Linked DNA regions of Mus musculus: region 2 is linked to region 1. Evidence: chromatin contacts called from ENCODE Hi-C or POLR2A ChIA-PET data. All regions are on one chromosome and are shown on one strand. Each heading gives the region's core, a stretch centred on a gene start or an enhancer-like site at or near the end of the contact. The rest is flanking DNA. Distances are from core to core; before and after follow the strand shown. Region 1 holds the start of Ppp2r5e (protein phosphatase 2, regulatory subunit B', epsilon). Region 2 overlaps Ppp2r5e (protein phosphatase 2, regulatory subunit B', epsilon).

Region 1 (4,601 bases), core at 1,036-3,535:
ACTCAAAAGCAGGAAAGGTCATGAGTTCAAGGCCAGCCTAAACAGCTTGACTCCAACCCTGGGACACACAGTGGGAGGAGATCCTGCCTCAGGTAAAAAAAAAAAAAAATGAGCGGAGCCACCTCAGTATCCGACAGCACCATGATTACTCTAAGTATAATCCTACTGGCACCATCTAAGCAGGACTTTTGGTGCAATGTGCCATGCTGTGCTTGCTGTTACAAGCCACCACCTTGCACATGAGGACAGGCTAGATTACTTGAATGAGAACGCACAAAAGGCACGATTACAACTATTTCAAATTTTTTAAATAAAGCCATCTTAAGTTATTAAAGTTTGATAAACAAAACTAAGATAAACTCCAATGCAAAGTTGAACTGAAAACATAACTTCACAGCCTCCCAAGATGAAGTTGAGTTTAAGTTCAAATATTGTGCTACATGAAACCAACAGAACTGACTGAATATCATTCTGCAATTATTTAATCTTCGAAATTATTCAAAGGAAGGACAGATGCTAAAAGTCCCAAGCATTGAGCTTAGACTCCTTCACCAAACTAAACAGACGCCAGTACCATTCAGGTGCTACTGAGGCTCCATGCAAGATTAATGGCAGACAAGATCGACAGAATGCATATGATGCAGTGCTCAGGCTCAGTTCCTCAAGTGTCATACCGACACCTAAGACAAATGCTTTTTTTTAACTTCCACAAAGAGTAAGATAGCTGCCTTCCCAATGTGTTATGATTAAACAGTCATCTGCATTACCTGGATTCAACTAAAATAGCATAGACTTTGGAGAGGGGAGGACAATATTAAGGTTAATTTGGGATTTTGAGGACTTCGTGATTCTTTCATTAGAAAGTTATTTTCTTTTAACTCTAATTTGGCTTGAAATATAATGTGACATATAAAAAACGGAATAATAAATTATAAATACTATCGAAAATGTCAGACCTCAGCAAGAAGTTCCACATCGCACTGGTATGCTGTAAATTTAGGGACGAATATTACAATTTCATCTGGGAATTATTTAGATTTCACTCTAACCCTAGCAACACAGATTTCTGTAAGCCTCGTTCCCCCCATCCCTCATTCTGTCTCTATTTCTCTTCTCTCATCTCTAACGATGATCTATAGGCAGCTTTCTTTTTCATCATTTGCCTCTTATGCGCGCAGCTCTGAATAAAATGTCAAGGATCTCAACTCAAAGCATTGCAGAAATGATGGTAACAGCGGGGTCCCTGCAAAGCCCAGGGAAACAGGTTTCACCTGGGCCACTGCACCCAAAGCGTTAGCATTCTCTAAAGAGCACACTACTGGGGCTTTTCCAAGGGGGAGGTATGAAAACAGGGAAGTGGCCTGTTTGTCTGCAGGTATGTTCACATAAACCCCAAGCCCTGGAGAAGCTGCGCGGCCACGGAATCTTCCTCCCTGCTCCCCCGCCCCCGCCGGGGGGGGGGCAAGAAAACGCCTCAAAAGAGGGAGGAAAAGGAGCCGGCGAGGCCGAGGAGAAGAGAGGTGCTGGCCTCCAAAGCCTCTGCAGGTAGATCAGACAAGTGGGCCGGGCGCTTGCTCCCGCTCCCCCCACCCCGCCGCACCCCTCAGCTGCCTGGGCCCGGCCTTCCCGAGCCCGCCGCTCCGCGGGTTCCCCGGGAGGCAAGCCGCGGGACCCGAAGCTGAAGTTACCTTGAAGCTCCTGGGAAAGAATCGGAAGATGATCTGTGGCTGCGCGGAGTGGGCTGCGAGCTAGGGGCCGCGGCGGGGGCGGGCGACGGCCCGGGACGCACGGGGGGAGGTCCAGGCAGCGGCGGAGAGCCCCGGGCTACTACGGCCGTCCGGGGCGACGTCCCTCCGGTTCCGCGGTAGCGGCAGTGTTTCTAGGCCTCTCGGCTGGCCCCTAACCTCAGCGCTCCGGCAGTGGCAGCGGCGGCCTCACGAGCCTCCCCCGCGGGCCCGTCCCATCAAATCGGCACCGACCCGGTTGCGGCGCGGCCGGTGGCTCTTCGTTCACATTCCCGGCGGGCGGCGCCTCTGCTCGTTGCACCGGACCCGGCGGCGGTGGTGGCGGCGGCGGCGGCGGCGGCGACGCGGGGAGGGGGAGGAGGGAGGAAGCCTGGATTTGCAGCGGCAGCAAGCGCGGGAGTCGGGAGGAAGAGTTGGAGCCGCCTGAGCCGCCGCTGCCAGAGCCGCCGTTCGCTACCCGCGCAGGGTCCCCGTCAATGCCCCTTTCTCTCTCCTATTGTCAATATCACCGGGCGGCTGAGTCCATGGCACAGGCGCAACCGAACCTCCTGGCTAGCAGAGCCCGCCTCCGACGCCCGCCCACTGGAGACTTCAAACGGGAAGCGAGACTTCATTGGCCGGCGCGCGCCTTCACTCCCAGGCCAGCACGTTCGGCTGAGAGCTGGTCGGGGATTGGCGGCGCGGGGGGGCGGGGAAACAGGAGGGTGTGAAGGGACGGGGCCCTCGATTGGGCGAGGCGCGGGGGACCCGGATGCTACCGTGAGCTCGGGCGACCGGGCCGCCGTTTCCGCCAGGGCGCCTGAAGTGGGGGTACTGCGGCGTCTGCTAGGCCTGAGGAGAGCTCGGCGGGCGCGCCCGAGACTGGAGCTTCCGCCAGGCGGAACCCTGTGGACCGCGAGCGTCTTCACCCGGGTATCCGAAGGCCACAGGGCGGCCGTCCTGGTGCCTCACGGTTCAGCCCGCAAGCCCCACTCCGCACGGAACCCACGGCCCCCTGAGCCCTGTGTAAACGCGGCCATGGAAGCCGGCAGAAAAATACCCCAGTGGCTGTCCTTCGCTCAACTCGTGGGAGGCCTGGCCACCGGTTGGACTCTCACCTGGTCCCCCCAAAAGCCAGTTCTGAATATCAGCTCTCTGATGCCCCTGCCAGGCTCGGCGGGGGCCCGCGCTCCGGGAGTTAATGCAGATGGCAACTCTGCAGTCTCCCATTCAGAATACCCGCATTCGCCCTTTCAGGACTCCGAAATACCCAGCCCCCAACTCGACAGATTTTAATTGATAGTTTGAGTCTGAGTTTAAACAGAAGACTTACCTCTATCTAGAACGAGGACGAAAATACATACATGTTTTTGCATCATTGGTGAACCCTAGGCCAAATGGTACGTTTCCAAAGAATATTCTTAGACCATCAATCAATTTGAATGCAGGCTACGTACAATAGTTAAAAGAAGAAAAAAATACTAACTACAAAGATCAAACTACCAGCTGCTCAAAATTTGGAAATCTGGGAGGGGAAATACAGGAGAAATAATATTATAATCCATAAACCCAAAATAACCAGTCATTTTGATGTAGTTTTAGTATTATATTTCATATATGTATATACACACAAGTATATATATATATATGTATATATATATGTATGTATACATACATACACACATGTATGTATATTCTTTTTCAAACTCAAAATGCTTCATCCTGTAGCCGAGTTTTTCCTCTCAGTATCATGTCATGTTCTGTACAGTTAAGGAATATACATTTATAAAGCTCTCTGTATCATACCCACAAGTGCTAACCATGCGTTTGCGTTTCTGGTTTGTTGCAAATTTCTATCCTGTTGGGTAGAAAAATAATTCTGTACTATGAAAGAGAATGTTACTGCCCTGAACTGAAATGGGAAAGATGGCTTATACGAAAGCAGACCCCAGAAGACTGGCTGCTGACTGACTGACTGAGTGGCCATTTTTACCCTAATAAAGTTCATTGCCCCATGCTGCAGAATTATATGGAATTCCAGTCTGGTTCCTGGCTTCAAGTAACTTATATTTCCATACTTCAGTCTTTAGAAATGTTTAATATCCTAGCCAAGCAGAGCATGTTTCTTCAACGTCTGATTGGTAAATGCAAAATTAAAACCAAGAAAGATTTTGAAGCCAACTCAATTTCCCTTGGCAACAGTTGAACCGTTAAAAAGTAGTGCACGTTTGAAATGCTCACAGCTGTTGCTTAGAACATTTCACATTTTGTAGAGTGAGGATTTTGCTTGCAAATTATGGATGGCTATAAAGACAATTCATTTCAAAGTCATTTCATTTTCTATAAAATAGCTGAGCAACTGAGATGAGGAGGTCTTTTTTAATATGGGAACATCCTTGCCTGTGTGAGGTTTGTTCTCGGGGCCAAGAATCTCATAAGATCTACAGAGCCCAGGGAAAGTGGGGTGTTCTCCAAGGAGAGTGCAAAGCAATCCACTTGCAACACACAAGAAAAAAATGAGGGCATCTATGTTTAAGTTTAAGATGAGGTATTAAACTCAGTATTCTAAATACAGAAGGAATGGCCCATTGGCTAGAGCAGTATAGATGTCCTTAGGGGGAAGCAGGAAGCGTCCACCCGCAGAGGAGAGCAGAGCGGGTCTCTGCTACTTGTGACATCCTGTGTTTGCTGGGCTCCATGAGTGCATTCTTTAGGTTTAATTAAACTAAACCTACAAAGCAGACAAATGACCTTACAGAAGTCTCACAAGGGAACAAGAGAAAGAGCAAATACTAGAAATAACTTTTATAAAATCTTTGACAGCCCTCCTTCAGAGTTAAAGTGACAATCTAATAAGTCCAACCATACTTTCACTTA
Region 2 (4,449 bases), core at 776-3,275, 37 kb before region 1:
AAATATTGTCTTGGAAAACAAAGGCTAGCTGGGCACTGTGTGCACCTTTAATCCCAGCACTCGGAAGGCAAGGCAGATGAATATCTGTGGGACTACATAAGGAGGTCCAGGAGAGCCAGGGATACGCAGAGACCCTTATCTAAAAGCAAAACAAAATAAAAGGGTAGAACAGTTGTGTGTACCTGAAGTCCCAGACAGTCAGTACGCTAAGGAAAGTAGACTTTGAACTTACAAGTTCAAGACTAACCCAAACAATATTCTGAGACCTCAGCCTCAAAACACACAAAAATAGCAGAGGGTCAACACGTGCTATCTACAATGCATAATCCTTCGATGTTGGGTTTTACTAGTAAAACAGAGCAATACATGGAGATAGTCCAATGCACGAACAGACCATAAAACAAGAACTGCACAGTAAATACCTACAAGCACCACACAGAAAAGCTGGCAATATGCTAGCACACACACAGTAGGGTTTACAGGAAGGCATCAGCTAGACTAGACAAAGAAAGCTTTCAGGAAACCTATCTCTTAAACTGAGCCCTACAGAGACAGAAGAGGGAGTTCCTTCTTGAGGGAAATGAGCAGGGCAAAGACACTGAAGCCATCAGAGTGCGTGGCAGCTAGCTGGGGACAGGCCAGCTGGTCCATGCAGGATTAAAAAGAAAGCACTGGGACACATCCAAATCCATGTCTGGTCTGTGGCTCCCAGCCAAGCCATCTGGCCTGCACATCCCCAGGTGAGATCCCCAAATGAGAGCCACAGGAGAGTGCAGACCAAGAGCATCTGAGATTCATTCCCAGGAAACTTAGTCACACAGTCATTTACCAACAACGGTCACTGGGCAAAGGAGTGGCATAAGGAATGGGCAAAAGCAGGACATTTAAATTCCATGTGAATACTGCAGAAGCCCCTGGCCCAAAAGCACTTCAGTGTACTTACTGTATACTATAGTGAACTTCATCTCTGCATAAATAACGTGGCTCCTAGTGGAATGATGAGAGTTAGGTAAGGCCCTTATTTAAGAGGTCCAAGCAGCAGAATCTGAGGCAGACATTTGGGGAAATCCCAACTAACTCAAGCAGCACCCCCCCCCCAGCACCCCAAGGCTGCTTTGCCAAGTAAGGCCAAAACATAACAAGCGCTTCGAAGTTCTGATTAAGCTTGCAGCTCCAAATTCACTTCCGAGTCCTCCGAGCCCAGATCTGAATACCTCAGGTCGTTACTCAGGAATGAGGTCTTTTGGAAGGGCTTCAAGAATAACTCTCCAAGCTCCTCCCAAATGAAGAACCTACCACAGGTAGACTGTTCCCAGCATACTACCTGAGCAGACCTATACTGTACAGAAGAGTCTACTTCAAAGTTCTGATTTCCCTAAATAATGCCCCTTAGCTTTTCCTGCCAAAAGTTTTCCCTTGGCACCAACTTTAAAAATTCTCCATCCAAGAAGTTCATCAAGTAACCCTTGAGAACTATTGACTCTCCATGTAAGGTGCTTGGGAGATATATATGAGTGAGTGTGTGAGTGTGTGTGTGTGTGTGTGTGTGTGTACATTTACTGTTGATCCTCACATATCATTGTTACTTAGGTACTCTAGTAATTCATACCTTCTGCATTCAGCAAATCCCCAATACAGGTTACCAGGATGAACAAGTGATACCAGATTCTTCACATAAATGTAACTAATGTCAGGAAGCTGGAAAGATTAAGAACTAAAGTAATCAGGAAGTACTTCAGAGGGAAGACATGAAATCTTACAGTGTTACTAAGATCATCTCACTGGGTAACTCCCAAGGAAGTTTTTCAAGAAGCCTTTAGAGTTTACAGCTCTAAAAGGTGACTGAAATTAATGATAACTGCCTGAAAATGAGGAATGGCATACACACAAGTATTAGCAAACACACACACACACTACTGAATAAATTGTAGCATGCACAGCGCTAGATAACAATAACCTGACTGTAAATGGAATGCTTTGCTCTTACCTCAGCTCCCCAACCCCTTTTCCACACTCAAGCAGCCACCCAAGGGAACTGTGTTCCTGGAGCCAGCCCAGCTCCAATCACTGATAACTGTTCAGCTCCCTAGGACTGCTGAGTACACACTGCAGCTCTACAACACTCTAGATCAAATGCCTCCCCTTTCACGTGACAATAGCCACAAAGAAATCCATGCACTGCCACTTTACACTCAGCCACTATCCTGTACATGCCAGAAACTCAGCCTTGCACTAAAGGTGGAGGAAGGATTATAAAACCCAGGAAGATGAGGAAGGAGAATGGTGAGTTCAAGGCTAAGGAGACTGACTCAAAACTTTAGAAGACAGGAATATTATAACGTGAAAAGACTATATACCTTTAGAATCTAAAACAGGAAACTCTGTAAGAAAAAAAAAACTGGGGGGGAAGGGGAGGAACAGCATAGTGGTGCACTCCTTAGATCCCAGCACTCAGGAGGGAGATGCAGGTGGATCTCTGAGTTCAAGGTCAATCTGGCCTATAGCACTGGTTCTAGGACAGCCAGGACTACACAAAGATACCCTGTCTTTGAAGGAAAGTAAAGAGAAAATAAAAAGAAAGAAAGAAAGAAAGAAAGAAAGAAAGAAAGAGGGGGGGAGGGGGGAGAAGGAAGGAGAGAGAGAAGGAAGGAGAGAGGGAAGGAGAGAGGGAGGGAGGGATATATTGCTGGGCTAGTGAGATGGCAAAAGCACTTGTTCATTCCCTGGGACTCACCACAGATGAATCTTTGATGTGCCCGTTGTGGCACATACACATCTATACTCACACGTGTGTCACTAAGCATGTACTTGCTATTAGGCGCCGTACAGCACAATAAACACTTCTCTGGACTCAAACCCAAGGAGGAAATTACTACCTGAAGAGGGTTATGAGAGCCAAGAAGTAAAGAAGGTGTTGCAGTGCAGGATACACAGGCAAAATCAGGAAGTTACAGGTCTCAAACCTGAGTGACATTCAGCATGTGAAAGCTAAGTCAAGGAGGACGTGCTAAAACACTGTAGGTAGGCATGGTGGTGCACACCTACAATCCCAGCACACAGAAGGCTGAGACAGAAAGAGGATCCACAGTGTAAGGCCAGCCTGGGCCACATAGCAGGACCCTGTCCCAAAAAAAGAGAGGAGGGGGGAGAGAAGGAAGAGCAAGAAAAAGAGGAAAGGAAAAAGGAGGAGATAGAGAGGGCCTCCTGTGCAAGTTTTAAAAGTCAAAGTGTTTCAAACTCATCCTTTACAGAGAGGAGATGGGTGGATATTTGTAAAGAAGAGCCACACTTAGATTTTGGGAACTGGTGTGACAGAGTGTGACAGTGACTTGCCTACTGTCAACAGTACCCTCATGGGATAAGAGACAAACCCAGGTATTTTTAATTCCTCTTCCTGTTAGATGTAACAGGCCGCTGTGGAAGGCCACCATGGCAGCAGGCGCCTGGGGGGGGGTGACTGCACTGCAGCCACACTCAGAAAGCAGAGAGGGAGGAATGCTCAGCTGGCTTTCTTCTTTCCCTGCAATGGGGTACTCCAGCCCAGAGAATCGTGCCACCATGCTTCAGGTGGCTCTTTTTGCCTCAACTAATCTAACCTAGTCTATCCAGGCTTGCCACCAAAGTGATTCCAGATCCTGCCAAGCTGATGATCTGTACTAACCATCAGGGTCCAGTTCAAAATCACTGTTTGAAATTAGTGTTCAGTAGGCCTTCATCAAAGGGGTTTCTTAGGCTGCAGGCATGGATTACAACACAACCCACAACTACCCAGAGTGCCCAGAATAAGTGAGATCAGAGTCATCAGCCCACTCCAGGGCTCAGGGAACATCAAGCAAGATGGGACAGGAAGACTCTACAGAGCCATTGCATCATCAAGTCACTACAGCTGTGGCTATCTGAAGTCCTACACAGACTGGGCCCACCAACATTCCAGCATGGATGGCTGAGAGGCCCAAGAGGGGCTCACGCCTCCCTACAGGAGTACTTACAATTACCAGTTGTTAATTGTGCCCTGTCTTCACAGGTGTAGCCACTGTTAAATTAGTTGCCTTTGCTCTACACCCTGCTACCCAAGCTCTAGCAAGACGGTAAATTAAACTCAGTAGCTACACACAAAAAGAAGACACTAAAGTAGGAGGGGACTTGGTTCCAGCAGGAGACAGTGGAGGATAAAGAGGGGAATGTGTGTAAAAATAATTAAAAGTCCTTATAAAAATATATGAAACCGTCAAAAATCCATAAAAATCACTAACCATGATATTAGATATTCTGATTTTTCGCCAGAATTCTACAAAAGTTAAAAATGTAAAACCAGTGAGAAAAAAAAAAAAAATCAGCAAAATAAAAAGTAAAAACAAAAAATAAAAAACCCAAATGGGCGGCCTGATAAATGGAATATTTACAAAAATCTATTCTTATTAGGGACCTGTAGCCAAACATAAAAAGAAT

Evidence for each region. A loop is a pair of places that touch in the nucleus more often than their neighbours do. ChIA-PET counts read pairs that join two places held with the same protein, here RNA polymerase II (POLR2A).
Region 2: a map of T-helper 17 cell shows a loop between it and region 1 (2.0-fold over the local background). The contact joins the enhancer-like site here to the promoter of Ppp2r5e in region 1. A Hi-C loop is called at or near these places in 2 of 37 maps with a recorded cell type or tissue (T-helper 17 cell and heart). POLR2A ChIA-PET finds 5 or more read pairs at or near these places in 4 of 5 experiments (Patski and embryonic stem cell).

Annotation. Positions count from the first base shown.
Region 1 is chr12:75,593,947-75,598,547 of GRCm38, forward strand. Ppp2r5e (protein phosphatase 2, regulatory subunit B', epsilon) reads right to left here and starts at 2,286. Exons shown (of 14, transcript NM_012024.3): 1 at 1,689-2,286.
Region 2 is chr12:75,557,331-75,561,779 of GRCm38, forward strand. All of the region lies in intron 2 of Ppp2r5e (protein phosphatase 2, regulatory subunit B', epsilon), which reads right to left. Among named protein-coding and RNA genes, the nearest start is that of Ppp2r5e, 37 kb to the right of the region's middle. Within about 2 kb of position 2,026, at least 1 of the 3 ENCODE cell types and tissues checked has a DNase peak (open chromatin) inside an H3K27ac peak, as active enhancers do; it is heart, where a contact is called at or near this core.